Regions from separate parts of the Homo sapiens genome. Here region 1 is linked to region 2. A link is a contact called in ENCODE Hi-C or POLR2A ChIA-PET data. All regions are on one chromosome and are shown on one strand. Each heading gives the region's core, a stretch centred on a gene start or an enhancer-like site at or near the end of the contact. The rest is flanking DNA. Distances are from core to core; before and after follow the strand shown.

Evidence for each region. A loop is a pair of places that touch in the nucleus more often than their neighbours do. ChIA-PET counts read pairs that join two places held with the same protein, here RNA polymerase II (POLR2A). Pooled maps may share reads with other maps.
Region 1: a loop to region 2 is called in a pooled map, with 3 times the contacts of the local background. The contact joins the enhancer-like site here to the promoter of TPRG1 in region 2. A Hi-C loop is called at or near these places in 1 of 168 maps with a recorded cell type or tissue (PC-9), 1 of 37 single-sample maps with no recorded cell type and 6 of 50 pooled maps. POLR2A ChIA-PET finds 5 or more read pairs at or near these places in 1 of 52 experiments (activated naive CD4-positive, alpha-beta T cell).

What each region holds. Positions count from the first base shown.
Region 1 is chr3:189,939,083-189,944,119 of GRCh38, forward strand. No RefSeq gene overlaps it. Among named protein-coding and RNA genes, the nearest start is that of MIR944, 110 kb to the left of the region's middle. Within about 2 kb of position 2,694, at least 6 of the 41 ENCODE cell types and tissues checked have a DNase peak (open chromatin) inside an H3K27ac peak, as active enhancers do; they include PC-9, where a contact is called at or near this core.
Region 2 is chr3:189,168,905-189,174,718 of GRCh38, forward strand. It overlaps TPRG1 (tumor protein p63 regulated 1), which reads left to right and starts at 3,067. Exons shown (of 6, transcript NM_198485.4): 1 at 3,067-3,227.

The DNA of each region.
Region 1 (5,037 bases), core at 1,444-3,943, 770 kb after region 2:
GCCTCCAAGTAGCTGGGATTATAGGCATGCACCACCACCTCCGGCTAATTTTTTATTTTTAGTAGAGACGGGGTTTCTCCATGTTTGTCAGGTTGGTCTCGAACTCCCAACCTCAGGTGATCCACCCACCTCAGCCTCCCAAAGTGCTAGGATTACAGGCATGAGCCACTGTGCCCAGCCGCAGGAATTAATTATTTACCTGATCCCCATCCTTTTTTTTATGCCCATATTTTCAGGTTGCCAAGGTCTAAGAAAGGAAAGGGATGAGGTAGCTTAAATGACTGTAAGATGAGCAGCTCTTCTATCATTTAAATCCACAAAACTAGGCAACAAGGGAATCATCACATCAACCATCCTACACTAGTAGTTAGCTGTAGTATAAAAGGTAGTTGGCCCGGCGTGGTGGCTCACACCTGTAATCCCAGCATTTTGGGAGGCCAAGGCAGGTGGATCACCTGAGGTCAGGAGTTCAAGACCAGCCTGGCCAATATCATGAAACCCTGTCTCTACTAAAAATACAAAAATTAGCTGGGCATGGTGGTGTATGCCTGTAATTCCAGCTACTTGGGAGGTGGAGACAAGAGAATTGCTTGAACCCGGGAGGCGGAAGTTGCAGTGAGCTAAGATCACACCTCTGCACTCCAGCCTGTGCAACAGAGTAAGACTCTGTCTCAAAAAAAAAAAAAAAAAAAAAAAAAAGAGGTAGTTTTCTGCGTTCAAATTATCTCCCATTTAATGATTTGAACACACCTGTTCTGTGGGCCTCATACCCTCTCCTCTGATGCCCAGACATCACAACAAGAGAACTCTACCTAAAACAGGCAAAGATTGGAGGAGATGAAAAAATGTCCACCCTGAGTCAAAGGAATGGCTCCACCTTTAGGGCATACCTCTCCAGACTGGGAAAGCTAGTTGGAGAAGAACAAGAATAAAGGATATCTGGGTTTTCATTTTTGCCTTGCTGGCCTGTGGTTTCTTGAGATTTTCTTACCATAAATTGCCCGCTATTTAGGAGAGAATTTTGTTTCTGTGGGTTCAAAGAGACCAGGTAGGCTGTGGAAGAAAAAGGCAAGGGCTAGTGGCATTCACTTACTCCTGGGCTCTGAGCTCTGGGCTCTCTCTGGGAGAGAGAGGACCCTTCTATATACTTCTTAGTGTGTAACCCAGTCTAAGGTAGAAACGAAGAAGCTCTCAGGGCAAATGTTCTATCCAGGACATTGGCTGGAGCATTCCTTGTCTTGTATCATATTGTGGATTGGCAGCAAAAGGCAGAGAACAACTTAGGTATATAATTTGCAGAAATATCCAAACATTGTTGTCTGAACAAAACTCTGTTGAGTAAATGGTGATGGTGATGATGGGATGATCATAATTACTATTATTGATGTGTTCTGTATGCCGCTTTACATGCATTATTCTTTCTACAACCCAGTAAAAATAGGTATTATTTCTTCCATTGCACAGAGGAGGAAGATGATGTTCAGAACACAAACAACTCACCCAAAATCCCACAGCTAGTTATTAACCAGGACAGTATTGAGGTTTCCATAGCCTGTGAAATGTCTTTCACTATTTGCTGTTCCTAGTTTTGTGTTAGAGTCTTGGGTTTGGTCTATTACAGAGAATGCAGAATGCAAATTCTGGAGACTCCCCCACCTAACATGTCTGGGCTACTGATCCGAGAAACCCTCACAGGTAGATCTAACTTAACTGGGTACAGCTAGATGGCATTTTGTAGCAAAGGCTGTGAGCCTAAAGGCTGGGGATGGGGAGCGATTCAGCCTTCATGAATTGCAAATAATTTTTCAAGGTATCTTCTTAGGGAAGAAAGAGAGTTGGGGTCTCAGGATGGTGGGGAGAAGGAGCTGTGGTGGGGCCCAGTGTAGAAAGAGGAGGCCTATAGCTATTTTCTCCCTCTGTTAGGGCAGATCTCAGCTCACTTATTTTCCTTCAGCCTCAAACAAGTTGTTTTGTTTTTTTTTAATTTAGGAAAGAGAAAGATTATCTTTAAACAAAAGTGGCACCAATATCCTGCCATCCTGATTAAAAGCAGGATGAAGATAAAATGATTTCTCTATCCCTCATGGCCTACAAAGCCAACGCCTCCCAGGGAAATGGCCTTCTCCCAGCGGCAGCCCAGCTCTTCACCTTTGAAGCTGCCTCTAAACCTGTTTGCTTTTGGAGCTCCAATAAGATTTGTGCTTGCTGCCACAGGCTGGCCCAGATAGGCTGCTCGTGCTGAGACTATGGCTGTCTTCCCGGGTGAACAACAATGACAGTTAATTACATCAACCCAATTAGCAGCAGCATCCACTTTGTGCAAGCAAGGCCCACCTGTGGTCTTACCTATGTCTAGCAAAGGGCCCCCGGGCCTTAGTGGGGAAGCTGGTGAATTGGGAGGCTAGATGTTTAGCAGTGACCTCCTTTCAGAGCCCTCTTTTCTTGGAGATAAGTGAGGGAACTGGAAAAAGACCAATGCCTTACACCATAGTCAGCTAAACAGGCTGCAGATCATAATGGTTTTCAGATTATTCTGCTAGGTAGGAACAGAGTCTTCCCTCAGCACTTAGTGGATGATCAGAGGTGGAACTTTATCAGATTTTGCCTTTGGTAATGAGGCCGTGTTTGCCTTGCCTCTAATAGAACACTAAGAACAAAGGCCTCTCTATGGAAGGTGGGAGGTAGACAAGAGAATGTGACAGCTGTTTTCCTTGGCTCCACACTCATGTTTTCCAGCCTTTACAGGGAATCAGAAGTGCTGGGTTCAAAGGCTAAATCTAATCACCTATTAGCTGCTTACCTTGGGCAAGTTACTTAAACTTTCTGAGCCTTGCTTTTTTATTTGTTAAAAATGTGTCTAGACAAACTGTAGGGGTGGAGAGCAAACCAGTGATTGCCCAGGAATGAGTCAGGAGGGAATGACACAAAGGGCAGCGGGGTGGGTGGGAGGAGGAAAGTTCTGTGTCATGATTACAGTGGTGGTCTCACAGCTCCACGCATTTGTGACCCATAGAAGTGAACCTGAAAATAATGAATTGTACTGTATACACATTTTAAAAGCAAATAAATTCTAAAGAGTGATTAAAATAAGGGTGAGGATAATAATAAAAGATTTGAAAACATCTAGGACAATAAATGGCTCACATGTGTGCTAAATACATATCAATTGCTTTCTTTTCTGAGTCTGTTTCTTCATTCATAAAATGAAAATTAAAATATTACTTCTTATAATCATAAAACATGTTATCTTTGTCATAAGTATGGTATGATTATAGGATTTTGAATGTAAACACTTTATCGGTAGTCAAGATATAGCAATTCATTCATTCATTCATTCATTCATTCATTCATTCATGTTTTTTGAATGCTCTTGTTGGGTTAGGCCCCGTGGTGGGAGCTGCTGTTAAAATTTTAACAGAACCAATCCCTCCCATCCCAATGTAGCTCATAGTCCAGGAAAGAGAGAGTGATGAAAACATGATTGTAATAAATGCTGCATGTGTGAAGTTCCAACAGCTATAGTTGTATATCTAAGAGGCACCTAATGCAGACTCGGAGGACCAGAGAAAACTGCTTGAAAAAAAAATATTATCTAAAAAGAGACATGGAAGGCGAGTAGAAGATAGGCCCCAAAGGAAGCACGGAAAGAGGGAGGGTTTGCAGGCAGACAAGACTATATAGAGAAAGATCTAGAAGGGAGGAAGAACAAGGCTCATTCTGGAACAAAGCATCTTTCAGTCTGGTTGGGGCCGGGGATGATGGTTCATCCTGAAAATTCAAGCCTTAGACGGGGTGTTGGAAGAAGTGACCACTAGAGAGATTTCCACTCCCATAGGCACATAATTTCATAATGACTCTTGGCTCCCTCCTTGTATTCATTTCTAGGCAAGTGGGGTCTCAGCCCTTTGCTTTTCCTCGGGTATTTGGATTGGAACTTAGGGGAAAGTCTCTCTATTGAGCAGTGTGATCTTCTAGGTTCCCTGTGTCTGCTTTTGCATAATCACTCAGGTTCCAGCCTGCAGTCTTCACCGCCAGATAGAAGGTGACAGGAGTCATGGAAAGGATTCACATCCTCTAAGGCTGCTAGATGATGTCAACCCAATTACCAGAGACAGCACTATCTGAACGGCAATGCCCCTCAGGTGTCTGCACCTGTGTGGATCTGGGTGGAATTCTTTAATGTGACATTTGACTGGCAGAAGATCTGCTCCTCCCTGCCTCTTTTGTCCCCTTCTGAAAAGGAAGCAGCATCAGCAGTAGGGCAAAATTCAGACAATTCATAAATAGCCACTTTCCCCAGCCCCAGCCCCTGAACCACAGCAACCTCTGCCTCTAGCCTCCTCAGTTCCTCCTTTAAAACCTTGAGACCTCCTCACAATCCAGGTTGTGGCCCTGGCCCCTGCCCTATGCTTTATTTGTTCTGGTTGTTGAGAATGTACTGCTTGTTATATATTATAAATGTCACCTCTTTGGAGGACAGAGGACAACTGACTGGATGACTGCCCCGGGAAAATCATTTTCTTTTTCTGGGTTACTATGACTCAGTGAAAATAAAAAAGGATTATCATATAGTTAAAATGTAGAGTTACCAGCTTTATTAATTTCTACGGTCTCTTCCACTCTTAGTAGTCTATGATTCTGTAAACTGTGAATAAATTCAGATTCCCATATCGGAGGTCTGAATACTGAGTGCTCATCCAAAGAAAGGAGTAAATAGTCTACATCCGGATATGAGCAGGAACTTCTGCGAATCTTAGATTAATAGAACTTTAGAGCTGGGAGTGAAATCAAGTTCACCCAGCAAGCCTTTTCAGATGTGTTCCACAGAGCTCTAGGAAGACCATGGGGAAAGATGAGAAGGGGTTAGCGGAGAGAGCTCCAAATTCCTGACTCTTGCTTCAGCCCAAGAAGCTCTGATTTTTCCTGCTGTTTACAGTGGTAGTCTGCCTAAGATTTTATTTGACGAAATATTTCTGTGTCTGGCAGACAAATCCTAAAATCCTTATATCCTGACTTGACAACTTGCTCTCAGTAGAG
Region 2 (5,814 bases), core at 1,817-4,316:
CCTGACCAGGATCCATGCCACCTGTACTTCCTCCTGCCCATCTGCTGCCCCAGGCAGTGTGTAAGAGAACAGCCCTGCTGAGTCCAGGGAGGAGACTAGCTTGTGTGATCATCAGGATGTCACTCCATCCCCATTTGAAAAATGGCAGAAGAGGGGTTCTAACATACCAGTGTTTCCTAACCTAAATAAGTAACAACATACGTTATTTCTCATAGACACTAGAGCTGAATGAGAAGAGGAAGAACAATAATTTGTAAAAGCTATTATTATTATTATTTGAGATGGAGTCTCACTCTGGTGCCCAGGCTGGAGTGCAGTGGAGCGATCTTGGCTCACTGCAACCTCCGCCTCCTGGGCTTAAGCGATTCTCCTGCCTCAGCCTCCCATGTAGCTGGGATTACAGGGGCCCGCCACTGCGCCCGGCTAATTTTTGTATTTTTAGTAGAGACAGGGTTTCACCATGTTGGCCACGCTGGTCTTGAACTCCTGACCTCAGATGATCCGCTCACCTCGGCCTCCCAAAGTGCTGGGATTACAGGCATGAGCCACCAGGCCCGGCCTGTAAAGGTTATTATAGAAGAGAGAGAAGAGACAGGACACAGAGAGAAATGATCTCTGAAGGCCAATCTGGTAAAAATTATTCTGTGCTTCCCTGCTCCTTGGCTGTTGAGCATGTCCTCTACTGGGAGATCTGTACATAGCCTTTGCTATGCCTGGAAATACAGACATGAAGTGAATTCTTATATATAGCCATATGTTCTGTCATAGTATTGCTTCACATTCATACCAATACTTTGAATTTTACAAAGCTCTTATCACCTCCAGGAGCTCATTTTCTCCCTCAACAGCCCAGGGAGGTTGGTGGGATCTGTACTGTAACTCCCATTGCACGGAAGAGGCAATCAAGGCTTGGGGAAAACTAAGCTACTTGCCTCTGATCCCAGTGAGCAGCTGAGCAGGGACCAGAGCTGAGGTTTTCCGTGTGGCATTACTCCTACTGCTTGTGCCCCTCCTGGATGTATTATGTTACTGCAGGCTGCAGTATGGCGGAGCTCAGCATGAGCTGGGAGGAGTGTTCAGTGGCCGCTGGAAACCTAACGATAATTAGATGGATGCCGTGTGAACAATTGATGTCTTTTCACAGAGTTTCTTGCCCTTTAAAATAGCATACTTCAAACAGCAGTGCATTGCTTAGTCCTTCTCTTAAGAGACCAGGCTGGGATCCAGCATGTCTCCACTCCTCCTGCCTTTTGTGCCCCCACCCTGAGCTGTCATAAAGACATTTGGAGCTGAGTGGGAACGGTATTTGCCTCGCAATTATTTCTAATTGCCCTGTAGTTTTGTGGCGTCTAAGTGGTGTGACCTAGATACCGGTTCTGTAAAACTCTCTTTTCAGCCTGGGGTCTGTATTAGGGAGGGGGCATAAATCAGTTTGATCAGGTAACTGTGGCTGAGTCCATCTCACCAATAACATTTATACCCAACTCTACCATCTGTGCTTGTTGAAATCCTGGCTCTTCTTAACAGCCCGGATCTAATGCCGCCTCCACCGCTGTGCAGCCTTCCTGGAGTTGCTCCCTCCTCTGGATTACCATAGTACTTGTTAGGATCCTGTCTGTGGTGCTCATCATCTTCTATATCGTGCAATGCTAATTCACTTACAAATTTTATCTTCTTGAGCTCCTTATGCCAGAGAATGTGTTTGGTTCCTTTTCATATCCTTGTCTATGTGGATAACTGAGAAAGCTCAAGGTAGTTGCTCAGTTAACTACTGTTGAGTTAGTATACATGACGTCCTCGACACGGTGGAAGCAGGTAAAAGGACTGTTTATTCATTGTGACCTCTCCTGAGTGGCGAGTTGCCAGTTTGCACTTCATTTCCTGTGGAATCGCTTCATGACCTCAGTATTCCTGGAACTTTAAACAACATTTTTTGAAGGGTGAATATTAGTTATTTTTCTTTTAAAAGAATGGAATTCAACCAATTTACTTTGTCAGCGCACACCCGTTCCTCCAGCCATCAAACAAATACAATCTGATTTGGCCAGAGTCTGCTGAATGAAGTAGAGAATTTAGGATAGAAGATTGAAATTCAATCATACACATAACAGCATTTTGTTTTCTGTGCTCTCCTTTCTTTCAGCAATCCACCTACTTGTGCAGTTCATACTTTATTTTATACCAACTCTGTATGTAGAACACACTTGCTTAGGTTTCAGAATGTGTTCATTAAGATTCTATTTCATTTTTTTAGCACCGTTGCTATGTCAAATCTTATCCTAGGTTTATTCTCATATGCTTCCTTTCAAGTTCTATCTGCATTTCTGAAGGAGAAATGATACTCTCAACTTACAGATGACCAAAATTAAAAAACCTCAGAAAGATAGATTATGACTTGCTATAGGCTGCAAAGCCATTAAATGACAGATCAGGATTCACTAAATAGATATTAATGGATCATCATTAATTCAATGTGTATTTATTTATTACCTACTATCTGCTGGGTGTTTTGAGGAGTATATGAGAGAATAAGATGTAGCATTGCCCTCAAGGGGCCCCCCATCTAGGGAGGGGGATACACACTTACATAGAGACAATATCATGTGGCACATTTCCTAATAGGAATACTGACCAGAGATTGTGTGTACATGTGTTTGTTTTCAGAGATACACTGCTCTACATGTCTTCTACATTTTTGACAAGAGTGGTAGTGATGCTTAAAATCACAAATATCCAATAAATCAAGCCATCATAAAGAATATTAATGATAGGAGTGTAGGCCTCAGGCTTAAGCTTAATTATAACTACTTGGAGGCATACAGAAGCCATGGAGGAATGGATGATAGGCTGCTCCTGCTCCCTCAGCTGGATGTGTATTAGAGGGAGTTGGCAGAAAAATGCAGGACTTCTTGAGGGAGAGGACAGGAGGTAAAGGTGTGTCATTGCAGAACAAGAAAGGCCCCACCCACAAACCCAATTCTCTGCCTCTGACGGGTTGAGTTCCACCCTGTAAACATCCTCAGTCCTTTCATTTGACTATTTGAGGGTGGCAGTGTAACTCTCAGCCTACTTGGTGAAGTGAGATTCAGACTGAGTGGGGTCACAGCACAGGGCACTGTCTTGCCTGGCTTTATCTGAGCCAATCACACCTCTCCTGGCCACTATCTGTGGTCTAGCCCCCTTTGTGCAGAAAGAGAAAGAAGAGCCTTGAGGACCAGCCTAGTCAGGTAAGATCAAGTGGCTTGTCACTGGTTCTGCAGAGATGGGTTATTTCTCTATGAACCAATTGCTTCTGTCCCCTAAGCCGAGTTTCTGGTCACCTCCCCCACTGACTTGCAGTTTGGTTTAGGTTTGTAGTTTTGCATTACCATGTGAAATTTCCCTATTCTTCCTTACTGTCCAGGGTTGATGAGGCTTGTAGGCTAGCATTTTTTAGCCTATAAAGCCACTTGACATACTTATCTATATATTGATTTTGATCTTAACTGCCCTATAGTGCAGTAGGATGGGTATAATTTTCTCCATTTGGTGGCTTAGTGAACTGAAGCTTGGTCAATTGAAGTGATTTGTTCCAATTGGATCAGCAGGTTAAGGCCAAGATTAGATTTGATTCCTTCTTCCCTCTTCCTCTATTATAGAACCCAGCAGGTCATACCTTATCCCCAAAAGCCAAAAGAAGTGAAAAGCCTTTCTGAACCGTTAAATGGCAAACAAAAGGTGATTATTTCTTTGCAGGCAGTTTGAGAGGGTTATTTTTGAATTCATCTGAGGGAAATTTCATAATAATATATAGGTCCCATCAAACAGGGCTGTTTTTAGAGAACAAACGAGGGCATGTATGTAAAGGGGAGTTGTAAACTGAAAGGTGATAGGCAAATGAGACAGCGATGACTACTTGGCGCCTGAGACATCCTCCAGATCTCTGTATAAGCAGGTTTTAATTCGGGGCTAAATGACACTCTCCAAATGTCAGAGGCAGCGTAGTGAGGCACAGATCATACAGGCCCTGGGGAAATATTTTAGCTTTTCAGTCACACTGTGGTATGTAGAAAAGCAAATCTCAATGGGGGAAAAACACCCCCAAATCCTTTCAAATACACTCATGCAATTTCCTCTCTTGTGACAGCTATCATAGTATCTCATTGTTCTACAGTTTTAAGGAAATCTCATCTTCAGTTATTATGTAGTTTACTTTTTAAGATGCTAATTTTAGCTATCATTTTTCTTTTCATGCTCAAAAGGTTATATCATTCTTAGTTGTGGAAGGAAATGTTTCCTCTGTGTGTGTGTGCATGTGTGTATGTGTGTGTGTGTCTGTTTGAGTTTATTATGACAGTACTGATAGTCATCCCTTGGGGCCACCACAAATGCATTGGGTTGTAATGCTATATAATCTTTGGCAGACTTCTATATATTCTTTTTCTTTCTTTTCTTCTTCTTTTTTTTTTTTTTTGAGACAGAGCCTTGCTCTGTTGCCCAGGCTGGAGGGTAGTGGCGCGATCTCGGCTCACTGCAGCCTCCACCTCCCGGGTTCAAGCGATTCTCCTGCCTCAGCCTCCTGAGTAGCTGGGATTACAGGCATGCACCACCACACCTGGCTAGTTTTTGTATTTTTAGTAGAGACGGGGTTTCACCATGTTGGTCAGGCTGGAACTTCTATATATTCTTGGTGTCTTTCTGGCTGTAAGGATCCTGAAGAAATCGTTTAATTGATTACTTTATTCAAAACAGAGAAACTGAGGCCCAGAAAGATGAAGTGATATGCACAAGTCACACAGCCAGTATCATTGGAGCTGCAAGTCACATATGGGTCTCTTACTCTTTCATTGCCCACAATATGTAGTGAATGGTGCTAGGAGTCCCAAGCAGAAGCATTAGCCATGTCATTTTGGAGACTGTAACTAGATGTCCTTTAAGATTTCTTCCAATTAAGAGTTTTAGGGCACTTTGACCTTTGCTTAGCATCTACTGGAGATGGTATCATGCCCTTTAGAGCAGGGAAATCTGTCAGAGAAGCCTCTCTCTTTATTGACTTGGTTCTTCTGGAATATTTGCTTCGGCCAAATGTTGGAGCTGCTCCTTAGGTATAAGATGGGGAGATGGGCAAGAGGTGGTGGCATCTTCATTTTCTTCAGCCTGTCTGGATTTTTATATTTTCTGGGATCTTCCTAAATAAGTGCCACTCAGTTTGATCCTTTTAAAACTTGAAGTGATAGTTGATATTTTACTCAACATTGTTTAATCTAATGGCAGCGTCAAGTCCGAGAATTCATTTACTCCAGAGCTTGCAGAGCAGCAGCCACAGGTGAATCCAGCATGCAGATGTGCTTTGTTTGTGCTGCCATGTTAAACAAGATAAAACTAGTTCCAAAGTATTTGATATCTAGGAAATTTCCTGTAAAAAATCCAGATATCTTGTTTTCAGGAAGATCAGGAGATCTGATAATAATGGACCCACATCCCCTCATGGATAACACCTGTGCTGGGGCCGGGCAGCAACTTCTTCCTGTAGATAGAACATGTTTTCCCCCATCCTCCACAGCTCCCATTTTACCTGATTTAGGCTACCAAGTGTTTGAATTTTCCACTTCTGATCTCTTCCAATCTCTTAGGTATTAGGATTCCTTTCAATCATTCTCTTTCAACGGAAACCTAGTTCTACATAATGACAGACCAGGCTACAGGTTAATGGCACCAGGGAAGAGGTGAAGTTAATTATTTGTTCCTAACCTCTCACTATGTAAGAGATATAGGATATATGATGACTTCAGTAGAACATACCGTTGGCTCTGATACCTACCCAGGATATTTTCT